2 separate regions of the Homo sapiens genome follow, and region 1 is linked to region 2. Evidence: chromatin contacts called from ENCODE Hi-C or POLR2A ChIA-PET data. All regions are on one chromosome and are shown on one strand. Each heading gives the region's core, a stretch centred on a gene start or an enhancer-like site at or near the end of the contact. The rest is flanking DNA. Distances are from core to core; before and after follow the strand shown.

What was found. Hi-C counts contacts between places; a loop is a spot of excess contacts on that map. ChIA-PET counts read pairs that join two places held with the same protein, here RNA polymerase II (POLR2A). Pooled maps may share reads with other maps.
Region 1: a loop to region 2 is called in a map of mammary epithelial cell, with 12 times the contacts of the local background. The contact joins the enhancer-like site here to the promoter of ARL8B in region 2. A Hi-C loop is called at or near these places in 5 of 168 maps with a recorded cell type or tissue (B cell, CD14-positive monocyte, PC-9 and 2 more), 1 of 37 single-sample maps with no recorded cell type and 16 of 50 pooled maps. POLR2A ChIA-PET finds 5 or more read pairs at or near these places in 6 of 52 experiments (A549, HEK293, MCF 10A and 3 more).

What each region holds. Positions count from the first base shown.
Region 1 is chr3:5,021,226-5,026,282 of GRCh38, forward strand. No RefSeq gene overlaps it. Among named protein-coding and RNA genes, the nearest start is that of BHLHE40-AS1, 44 kb to the left of the region's middle. RefSeq lists a cis regulatory region at 604-802 and enhancers at 1,495-2,694, 2,142-2,511. Within about 2 kb of position 2,171, at least 18 of the 41 ENCODE cell types and tissues checked have a DNase peak (open chromatin) inside an H3K27ac peak, as active enhancers do; they include PC-9, endothelial cell of umbilical vein and mammary epithelial cell, where a contact is called at or near this core.
Region 2 is chr3:5,119,463-5,124,237 of GRCh38, forward strand. ARL8B (ARF like GTPase 8B) reads left to right here and starts at 2,830. Exons shown (of 7, transcript NM_018184.3): 1 at 2,830-3,126. The coding sequence starts at 3,004. LOC124906212 (a long non-coding RNA gene) reads left to right here and starts at 3,597. Exons shown (of 2, transcript XR_007095800.1): 1 at 3,597-4,254. RefSeq lists a silencer at 2,636-2,895.

The DNA.
Region 1 (5,057 bases), core at 921-3,420, 99 kb before region 2:
CTGCACTACAGCCTGGATGACGGAGTGAGTCCCTGTCCAAAAAAAAAGGGCAGGTGGGGGGAAGAAAGAGAAGGAAAAAAAGGAAGGAAGGAAAGAAAGAAGGAAGGAAGGGAAGGAAGGAAGGAGAAAGCTAGGACCTTTTGAAGTGCCCAAAGAAAGAAAAAGATGGAGGAAAGTAAGAAAAGAAGTGAGTGGAAGAACGGATGAAGGGAACTAGATTGATTGCATAGCTAATATGTTGTGGGCGTTTCACTGTTTCAGTATTTTTCCTTTTCCTCCTCTTCTGCCACTTTCTTCTTCTCCATGTCATGTCCATTTTTCAGGCATGGAGAGGGAAGGTCAGAGAGGCTGCCTTGAGTCAGAGCACCCTGGGTTGGAGTGTCCCTAGCTAGCTTAGTGACCTTGAGGAGGTCACTTAATCTGTCTGATCTTCAGCTTCCTCATCTATAAGAAGGAGAAAATAACTCTTTTGCAGAGCTGTGGAGTAACGAGATTAATATATGTAACACCTAGCACATGCCGAGCGCTCAAAACATGCTAGTTACCCGCACGGTTACTTTTAAGTAAGTTGCCCAAGGCCACACAGCTAATGAAGAGCCGACATTTTGACTCAGGCCTGTTGAGTCCAGAGCGCTCGTATTCCACCACATCAGACTGACTCACTAGGTAGTGACAAATCAGGAAAGTGCCACATAAACTATAAACCCTCTCTCCCACAGGCATACATTTGCACAGAGGGAGTGACACCCATTGTTTTTGCCTGCCCAGCAACCATTCCTTTTTATTCTGGAAACATCATCTTATGGCTTTAACACCATCTCCAGGTCTAGGGAGGAATATGTGACTCAAGCCAGGCTGGCCAGGGTTAATCCTGATATTTTTGTTGAGAAGAAAGATCTCTTTCTAATGAGGTTGTTAAGCTCACAAAAGGTAAGACTAGAGCTACTGGGACAATTCCTTGTCATCTTATAGGCAGGCAGAGCTGAAAGATTAAAAAAACAACAAATCTCTAACACTAGCATTTGGGCACCTGGAAACAGCTATGCCTGAAGCCATCAGCTGGATCTTTTTTTTCCCCCTGTAGCTAATTTGAATCCAGTTTCTGTCTTGCAACTAAGAGTCCTCACTGACTAATTTGAGGCTTGCCTGATACCGAGGCTCATGTACCTTAAACCATCCCAGATTGACTCAACAGTATAGAGCCTAAAGAGAAAAAAGGAAAAACAAATAAAGCAAATACTTTCTCTTTCTCATTTCCTTTCATCTTATATAGATATGGTACCTCTGCTAACAATTGCTGGATGAGTGTACAAACATGTCCAAGACAATCCCTTCACATTACTACTTGTTAATGATCTCATTACCTGCATAAACATCATGATTCTTTGTGTCAGTATCATAGTTGTCCGTATCAAACCTGTGTCAATTCCATGAAAATATATCAAGCTCCATTTCTGGTGCCCCTTTGAGAAAACTAGAGTTGGTGAGACATAAGTAAGAATATACATTTTTCTTTTTCTTTTTTTTTTTTTTGAGATGGAGTTTCCCTTTTGTCACCCACGCTGGAGTATAGTGGCACAATCTCGGCTCACTGCAACCTCTGCCTCCTGGGTTCAAGCGATTCTCCTGCTTCAGCCTCCTGAGTATCTGGGATTACAGGCCTGTGCCACCACACCTGGCTAATTTTGTATTTTTAGCAGAGACAGGGTTTCACCATGTTGGCCAGGCTGGTCTCGAACTCTTGACCTCAAGTGACCCACCCACTTTGGCCTCCCAAAGTGCTGGGATTACAGGCGTGAGGCACTGTGCCCGCCCGAGAATCTGTGTTTTTCACTCATAGTTTGGGATTGTTCTTGCAGCTGAATACCTCTGAAATAATAATCAATGAATATTTCATTCAATAAATATTTACTATCCTCTTCCGTGTGCCAGTCTCCTAAGTTGTCTTAGGATAATAATTATTATCCTAAATCATCCCATTACTTCTTAGATATTTAGCATTCCAACAAACAGAAAACGAGCTCTCTCCTCTCCCTTCCCAAGGGTTTATGTCTTTCATCTCCTCCTTGGCTATCCAGGTTTCGACCTCGGAGTTGGCTTTAGCTGCTGGAGCCTTCCTGAACCCATCTGTTGGGATATTGAGTCACTGAGTCATAAAGAGGAATGTTTCTCACTAAACATCACACCAGAACAGATAGACTTCCAGCTGAGCCAGCTGGTGACCTGGCCGCCCCTGAGTGGAGAAAATGGGAGACGTGGGAGTTGGAAGGCACACCACGCAGACGGTCACCTCATGGTGACGTCACCTGCCAAACCGGTGACTCACCTCCCAATTCTCCCCTCTACCAGCCATATCTTGCTCACTTGGAATACCTGAGGGGAATACCAGCCTCCTGTGTTTAGTGAAAACACACGCTCGTGAGCTATTTTTTAAAGGCATGATGTTTTCTTGCTTTCAAGTGCAGGCCTGGGTTAAGACTGCTTCTGCTTTAATAAGTACCCAGGAGTCTGCTTTTAAAGAAAGACTTGGATAAGCATGGGGATTGCTATGTGGGTTACCTTTTTTTTCTTAAAATTTTTCATTGTAGTAAAATATGCATAACACATAATTTACCATTTTAACTTTTTTTTTTTTGGAGACAGAATTTCCTCTGTTACTGAAGCTAGAGTGCAGTGGTGTGATCACCGTTCATCGCAGCCTCACCCTCTAGGGCTCAATCAATCCTCCCACCTCAGCCTCCCACGAAGCTGGGACTACAGGCATGTGCCCCGACACCCAGCTAATTTTTTTTATTTTTTGGAGAGATGGGGTTTCACTATGCTGCTCAGGCTGGTCTCAAACTCCTGGGCTCAAGCGATCCACCCATGTCAGCCTCCCAAAATCCTGGGACTACAGGCGTGAGCCACCTTTTAACCATTTTTAAGTGCACAATTCAGAGGCATTAAGTACATTCACAACGTTGTGCAACCATCACTACCCATTCCTAGAGCTTGTTCAGCATCCCTTCAATTCATCACCAATTAAATTGTTCATTGAATTCTAATCAAACGAGAACTCCCCACTCCTCTCTCCCTCCAGCCCCCGGTACCTCTACTCTACTTCTGTATGTATAAATTTGTCTAGTCTAGGTGTTCCATATAAGTGGAATCATACAATACCGTCCTTTTGTGTCTGACTTATTTTACTTGGCATCATGTCTTCAACATTCATCATATTGTAGCACTTACCAGAATTTCATTCCTTTTTAAGGCTGAATAATATTTCATTGTATGTACATACTAGATTTAGTTTATCCATTCATTTATTGTTTTCACATCTCAGCTATTGTGGGTAGTTTACTTTCGAGTCCCTAAAGATCATTTGTTCTCTTTACTAGTTAGAAATTCTTCTTTAGAAAGATTCTCAGAGTTCACCTGTAGACTGGGACTAAGATGACCAGTTCTAACTACTTCTCAGGGGTATTGTGAAGATAAAGTTAACTCCTGGGTAGGAAAATGCTTTATAAATACTAAAATGTGTCTACGGTCATACTATCCTGAATGCACCCTATCTCGTCTAAATTCTAAAACGCCCCACAAAAATATTTTTACTTTGTTTGTACTATTTGCTTAGCTTTTCCCCGCAAGCAGAAAAAAAAAAAAAAAAAAAGAGAGAACACGACCCTAGGCTCCTTTCAAATTATAATAAAATCTAGACGGAAATGGTCCAAATGAATGAGGTTTTCCTGGGATGTTTGTATACACTGCAGTCTCTCCATTCTTTCCAAAGCCGAGTACAAGTGCATTAAGTGCTTACATGGACCAGGACGCTATTCTGCTCATTACTGAGCATTAATTTACAGCTCTGGGACATGGACAAGTTACTTCGCCTCTGTGCCTCGGTCTCTTCATCTGCAATGTAGGGACCAAAGTGATAGAACTGACCTCATAGGGTTGTTGTATCAAATGAGGTAATAATGGTAGTGGCTTTGGCACAGCGTTTGGCATACAGTAGGCCTCAATGCTAGTTGCATTGCTGTTATTATGTGTTTCTTATTTGGAATTACTTTTATCCTCATCTCACATTTTTAACACATAATTCAAGATTAAATGCATGGTCTTAAAAATGCACTAAAAAAGCATCAATTCCAAAGAAAAAGGGCCATGTCTGTCATGTTAATTGATGTTTTGCAAGGCTGCCTGGTAATGGTACAGACTTCTAGTTTAGGACTCAGATTTGATTTTACTTCCCAGCTGGTCTCACATTAACTGGGTATTCTACTCTGTAAAATGGGGATAACACCTACCTCATAAGGTTGTGTTGAAGCCACAAGTTCATGCCCGTGCAGCTTTGCAAGGCTTAATACGTGCTGGCTAGCGCTGTTATTATCCGTCTCTCTTCACCTGGCACGCTCGGGGTACTCAGGAAATACTTGCCAAAAGTAATTAAAACAAACATTGCAGCCGGGTGTGGTGGGTCGCACCTGTAATCCCAGCACTATTCGAGGACAAGGCGGGCGGGTCACTTGAGGTCAGGAGTTCGAGACCAGCCTGGCCAACATGGTGAAACATTGTCTCTATTAAAAATACAAAAAAAAAAAAAAAATTAGCTGAGCGTGGTGGTATGCACCTGTAATACCAGCTACTGGAGAGGCTGGGACAAGAGAATGGATTGAACCAGGGAGGCGGAGGTTGCAGTGAGCCAAGATCGAGACACGGCACTGCAGCCTGAGTGACAAATCAAGACTCTGTCTCAAACAACAACAAATAAACAAAATAAAAAAATATATATATTGCTTCACTGATAGTGGACGGGCCATTGACTCTTAAGAGGTTCGTGAGACCCTGATCTATGGCAAGAAAGGTAAGAAAAAACGCAACCCAACCCAACCCAAACCAAACCAAATCACAGAGGCTTGAAAAGTCAGCTCTCCCAGTGACAGGCTATCCTAGGGCTCTTCTCTGGGCTTTAGTTTTCTCTGGCTTGTTTCTAACACCCTCAGGCGAGTGTGCTTTGAAAACCTGACAATCAGGTACAATATGGAAGGTGGGCCACCGGGTGCCTTCAGGGCAGAATC
Region 2 (4,775 bases), core at 1,580-4,079:
AACAGAGCGAGACTTGTCTCAAAAAAAAAAAAAAAATTCCTGGGCTGGGTGTGGGCATGGTGGCTCACGCCTGTAATCCCAATACTTTGAGAGACTGAAGCAGGAGGATCACTTCAGCCCAAGAATTCAAGGCTGCAATGAGCTATGATCTGCCATTGCACTCCAGCCTGGGCAACTGTGCTCGACTCTGTCTCAAAATCAAATAAACAAACAAACTAAGTCCCCTCAACTGACTAAACAGATCCTTCCTGGACAAAGAGATCCTAGGAAAATCTTTTTTTTTTTTCTTGAGACGGAGTCTCGCTGTCGCCCAGGCTGGAGTGCGGTGGCGCCATCTCGGCTCACTGCAAGCTCTGCCTCCCGGGTTCCCGCCATTCTCCTGCCTCAGCCTCCCGAGTAGCTGGGACTACAGGCGCCCGCCACCGTGCCCGGCTAATTTTATGTATTTTTAGTACAGATGGGGTTTCACCGTGTTAGCCAGGATGGTCTCGATCTCCTGACCTTGTGATCCGCCCACCTCGGCCTCCCAAAGTGCTGGGATTACAGGCGTGAGCCACCGCGCCCGGCCTATCCTAGGAAAGTCTTAAAAACTGAGTTCCTTCCCTCCACAAGATGGGAAGTCAGTCACACCTGGTTATACCTCCTCCCTTATGTCGTTTAGAAACAACAAACGACCGGCCGGGCGCGGTGGCTCAAGCCTGTAATCCCAGCACTTTGGGAGGCCGTAGGCGAGCGGATCACGAGGTCAGGAGATCGAGACCATCCTGGCTAGCAGGGTGAAACCCCGTCTCTACTAAAAATACAAAAAATTAGCCGGGCGTGGTGGCGGACGCCTGTAGTCCCAACTACTCGGGAGGCTGAGGCAGGAGAATGGTGTGAACCCGGGAGGCGGAGCTTGCAGTGAGCCGAGATCGCATCACTGCACTCCAGCCTGGGCGACAGAGCGAGACTCCGTCTCAAAAAAAAAAAAAAAAAAAAGAAAGAAACAACAAACGACCAACATTAACGTTAAAATAGAGATCACAAGACTGACAGAACAGACTCTTTGTGACAATTAGATACCAAATTATAAACAGGACCTAAGGCCATACTAGGCAAGAGTTAAATGACTAAGTGCAAGGTTTCTCTTTTTCTCTACCAGCTAAACCAGCACTGGCCTGGAGATAAACACAATTAAAACAGTTACAACTCTCTGCCAGATGCAGGCTAACTGACCTGTTCCACAAGCCTAACTATGGCTTTGATTAGACAAGAGACTGATTTCTGTAACTTTCTCCTGTTAAGAGACAACTAACCATGCATCCATGCATTGGTTCTGGCTGGCTTTTTCTTTTCTTTCTTTCTTTTTTTTTTTTTTGAGATGAAGTCTCGCTCTGTCACCCAGGCTGGCGTGCAGTGGCATGACCTCGGTCACTGCAACCTCTGCCTCCCGGAGTCAAGCGATTCTCCTGCCTCAGCCTCCAGCATAGCTGGGATTACAGGCGCGTGCCACCATGTCCCGCTAATTTTTGTATTTTTAGTAGAGACGGGGTTTCACCATGTTGGTCGGGCTGGTCTTGAACTCCCAACCTGAGGTGATCTGCCCGCCTTGACCTCCCAAAGTGCTGGGATTACAGGCATGAGCCACTGCACCCGGCCTGGGCTAATTTTTTGTATCTTTAGTAGAGACGGGGTTTCACCTTGTTGGCCAGGCTGGTCTCAAACTCCTGACCTCCTGATCCACCTGCCTCAGCCTCTCAAAGTGTTTGGATTACAGGCTGTGAGCCACCGCGCCCAGCCCAGTTCTGGCTGGTTTTACAGAGGCCAAGCACTTCAATACCTTTCCCGTCCCTGATTCACTTTCTGATGTGGAGGGCCTGATTATAATACTTTTACTTTATTTATTTTTTAATTGTTGTTTTTTGAGACGAGGGTCTCACTCTATCACCCAGGCTGAAGTGCAGTGGCATGATCTCAGCTCACTGCAACCTTCGCCTCCTGGGTTCACACAATTCTCCCACCTCGGCTTCCCAAGCAGCTGAGGCTACAGGTGCATGCCACCACGTTCGGCTAATTTTGTATTTTTAGTAGAGATGGGGCTTCACCATGTTGGTCAGGCTGGTCTCAAACTCCTGACCTCAGGTGATCTGCCCACCTTTGCCTCCCAAAGTGCTGGGATTACAGGCATGAGCCACCGCGCCCTGCCTGATTATAATACATTTAAATGTTAAGTCGCCACCCCAAATGAACATAGGTCATATGCAACATACAGATTTGTTCACTATGTGTGTAAGACCACCTTCATACATATTAATAGCTCCTTCCATAAGTTAAATATGTTTACTTGGCCAACTCCTCAATATAAATTCTTGTTGCACCCTTCCCTCTCTCAAAGTGCTTACTTTTGTTTTTTTTGGCCCGAGGCTGCACGTCCTGCCTACAGCTTATAATCCCCTTCTTAAGAAATAATGCTCTCCTTTCTAAATTTATAAACGGTGTCATTTTTAAGTTAACACTATCTTTTGCTACTACCAAAAATGTAGGACAGGAATTTTTATTCCACGCCAACTCTTCCAGAGTCTTGAAGTCTTCCTGCAGATTGTTAATGAACAATTATAGCAAAAAATGAATGAATGAATTAACGAATGTATAAGTGGATGAATGACGAATGAACCAACAATGAATGAATGTAGAGAAAGCCTCAAGGGGGCCCGAGGGTACGCTGTGCTGCGGAGCATGCCCACCAGGTGGCGATGCCAGCGGCGGGCGGGCCTGGCCGGATTGGCCGCGCCGCTCTTGCCGTGGGTGCCGACGGCGGCGCCGGGACGGGCGTGGGGGGTAGGGCGAGTCATATGATCCGCTCGGCTTCCTGGGTCTGGCTGCTGCCGCCCGCCGGTGTCCGCCCGTGTCGCGCCGGGGCACCAAGGAGCCGTTGGAGGGTCCGGGCGGAGGCCCGCTCGTGTGGAAGTCGTCGACGCCGCCGCTCGTCCGTCCTCCCGTCCGTTCTCGCTCCCGGCCGCCATCATGCTGGCGCTCATCTCCCGCCTGCTGGACTGGTTCCGTTCGCTCTTCTGGAAGGAAGAGATGGAGCTGACGCTCGTGGGGCTGCAGTACTCGGGCAAGACCACCTTCGTCAATGTCATCGCGGTGAGCGCCCGCCCACTCACTCGCCCGGGGCTCCGCAGCCAGGAGTCCGGCCCGGCGCTTCTCCAAGGCCTGAGTTGGGGCCCCCCTCGGCGCGATGGGACTGATGGCGGGGGGCGTGCGAAGCTGGGCCTGTCATCTCCCGAGGGCCAGCATTTGGAATTTCCCGCGTGTTGGCGGCGCGGGGAGTAGCACTGAGATCGGCAGCGGAAGGGTTAAGTCAGTGTAGACATTTTCCAAGGGCTGTGTCCTCAACGCCGCGGGGGCTCGGAAAGAGTTAAATTGAACTCGTCACATTTTTAAAGCGCTTGGGGATTGGGGTTTCCCTTGGGTTTGCCCAGTAGGGGCAGCCAAAGAGTTAAGTCCAGTCTGTCACTTTCCCAAAGGGTGGGATTTGGCAAATCCGTCAGCCGTACGAGAAAGCGTAAGCATTAAGAGCCTCTCTTAAGTTGCCACTTTGGACCAATAGACCCATTGTGAAAGCGGGAGACCAGTGTGAGCGCCTTCCTGAATTCTGTGGGCCGCTGGTCCCATCTAATTCAGTTACTTGTTTTCACCCGTCCCCCAGGCGCGGAGACCAAGCTCATTGCTGAGCTCCAGCTAGCCCACAATACATAGTATTTATTAAGCTAAGAGTTAATTGTCTTAAGCGACTAGATAAGATGGATCTGCAGTTAGCATAAAGTTAACTACCCTGCGAAAGAGGAGTTGGTCTTTAAATGGTGTTTTTCACTTGAAGAGAAAAGAAGGTACTGGGCAGGAACATAGCTTAGCAGGCCTAGGGAATGGGTGGAAGGAAAATTGCACTGAGGACTTACATAGAATGTGGTGTTTGTTCAGCAATGATTGAGTAGAAAGGTGATTGTTTCGTTTTGCTTGTTTGGTTGGTTGGGAAATAAATAGGAGTGAAAGATTTCGCCTCGATCTTTATTTAGAGCCCAAGAGTTGTTGTGACTCAGTTTTAGCTGGTAGTGGCTTGTACACGCCAGGGGAGTTTTAGAACTGTTCTGAAGAGAGATGGCAGCAGTTCTTCCACCTTTTCGATGACTGTTGAAATCCTGAAGATTAGCTGTCCGACTGGTTAGGTTACACAAGATGATTCAAACACAGCTTTCATGTTTGAGAAAATAGGTAACTTGTGATTCTTAGTCCTTGCACTAATAAAGCAACAGGAATGAGTAAGTCTTGGAGAAAAAGAGATTAGCAGAAACCCCAAAGTCCTTTGAAGAATGATGTATATAAGGAAGATTTACCTGCTTGTTGTTCGGCTCCTTTTCTAGTAGTATTATTATTAATTTTTTTTCTTGAGACGGAGTCTCGCTTTGTCCCCCAGGCTGGAGTGCAGTGGCGAGATCTCAGCTCACTGCAACCTCCACCTCCCAGGTTCAAGCGATTTTCCTGCCTCCACCTCCTGCGTAGCTGGGATTACAGACGTCCTCCACCACGCCCGGCTAATTACTTTTAGTAGAGATGGGTTTTGCTTTGTTGCTCAGGCTAGTCTCAAAACTCCTGACCTCATGTGATCCGCCCGACTCGGCCTCTTAAAATGCTGGGATTGCAGGTGTGAGCCACCGCGCCTGGCCTCCTATTGTAATATTATGATTTTTTGCGCTTGGAATGACTATCTTTCCGCAGGAATAGAAGAGTGGAAT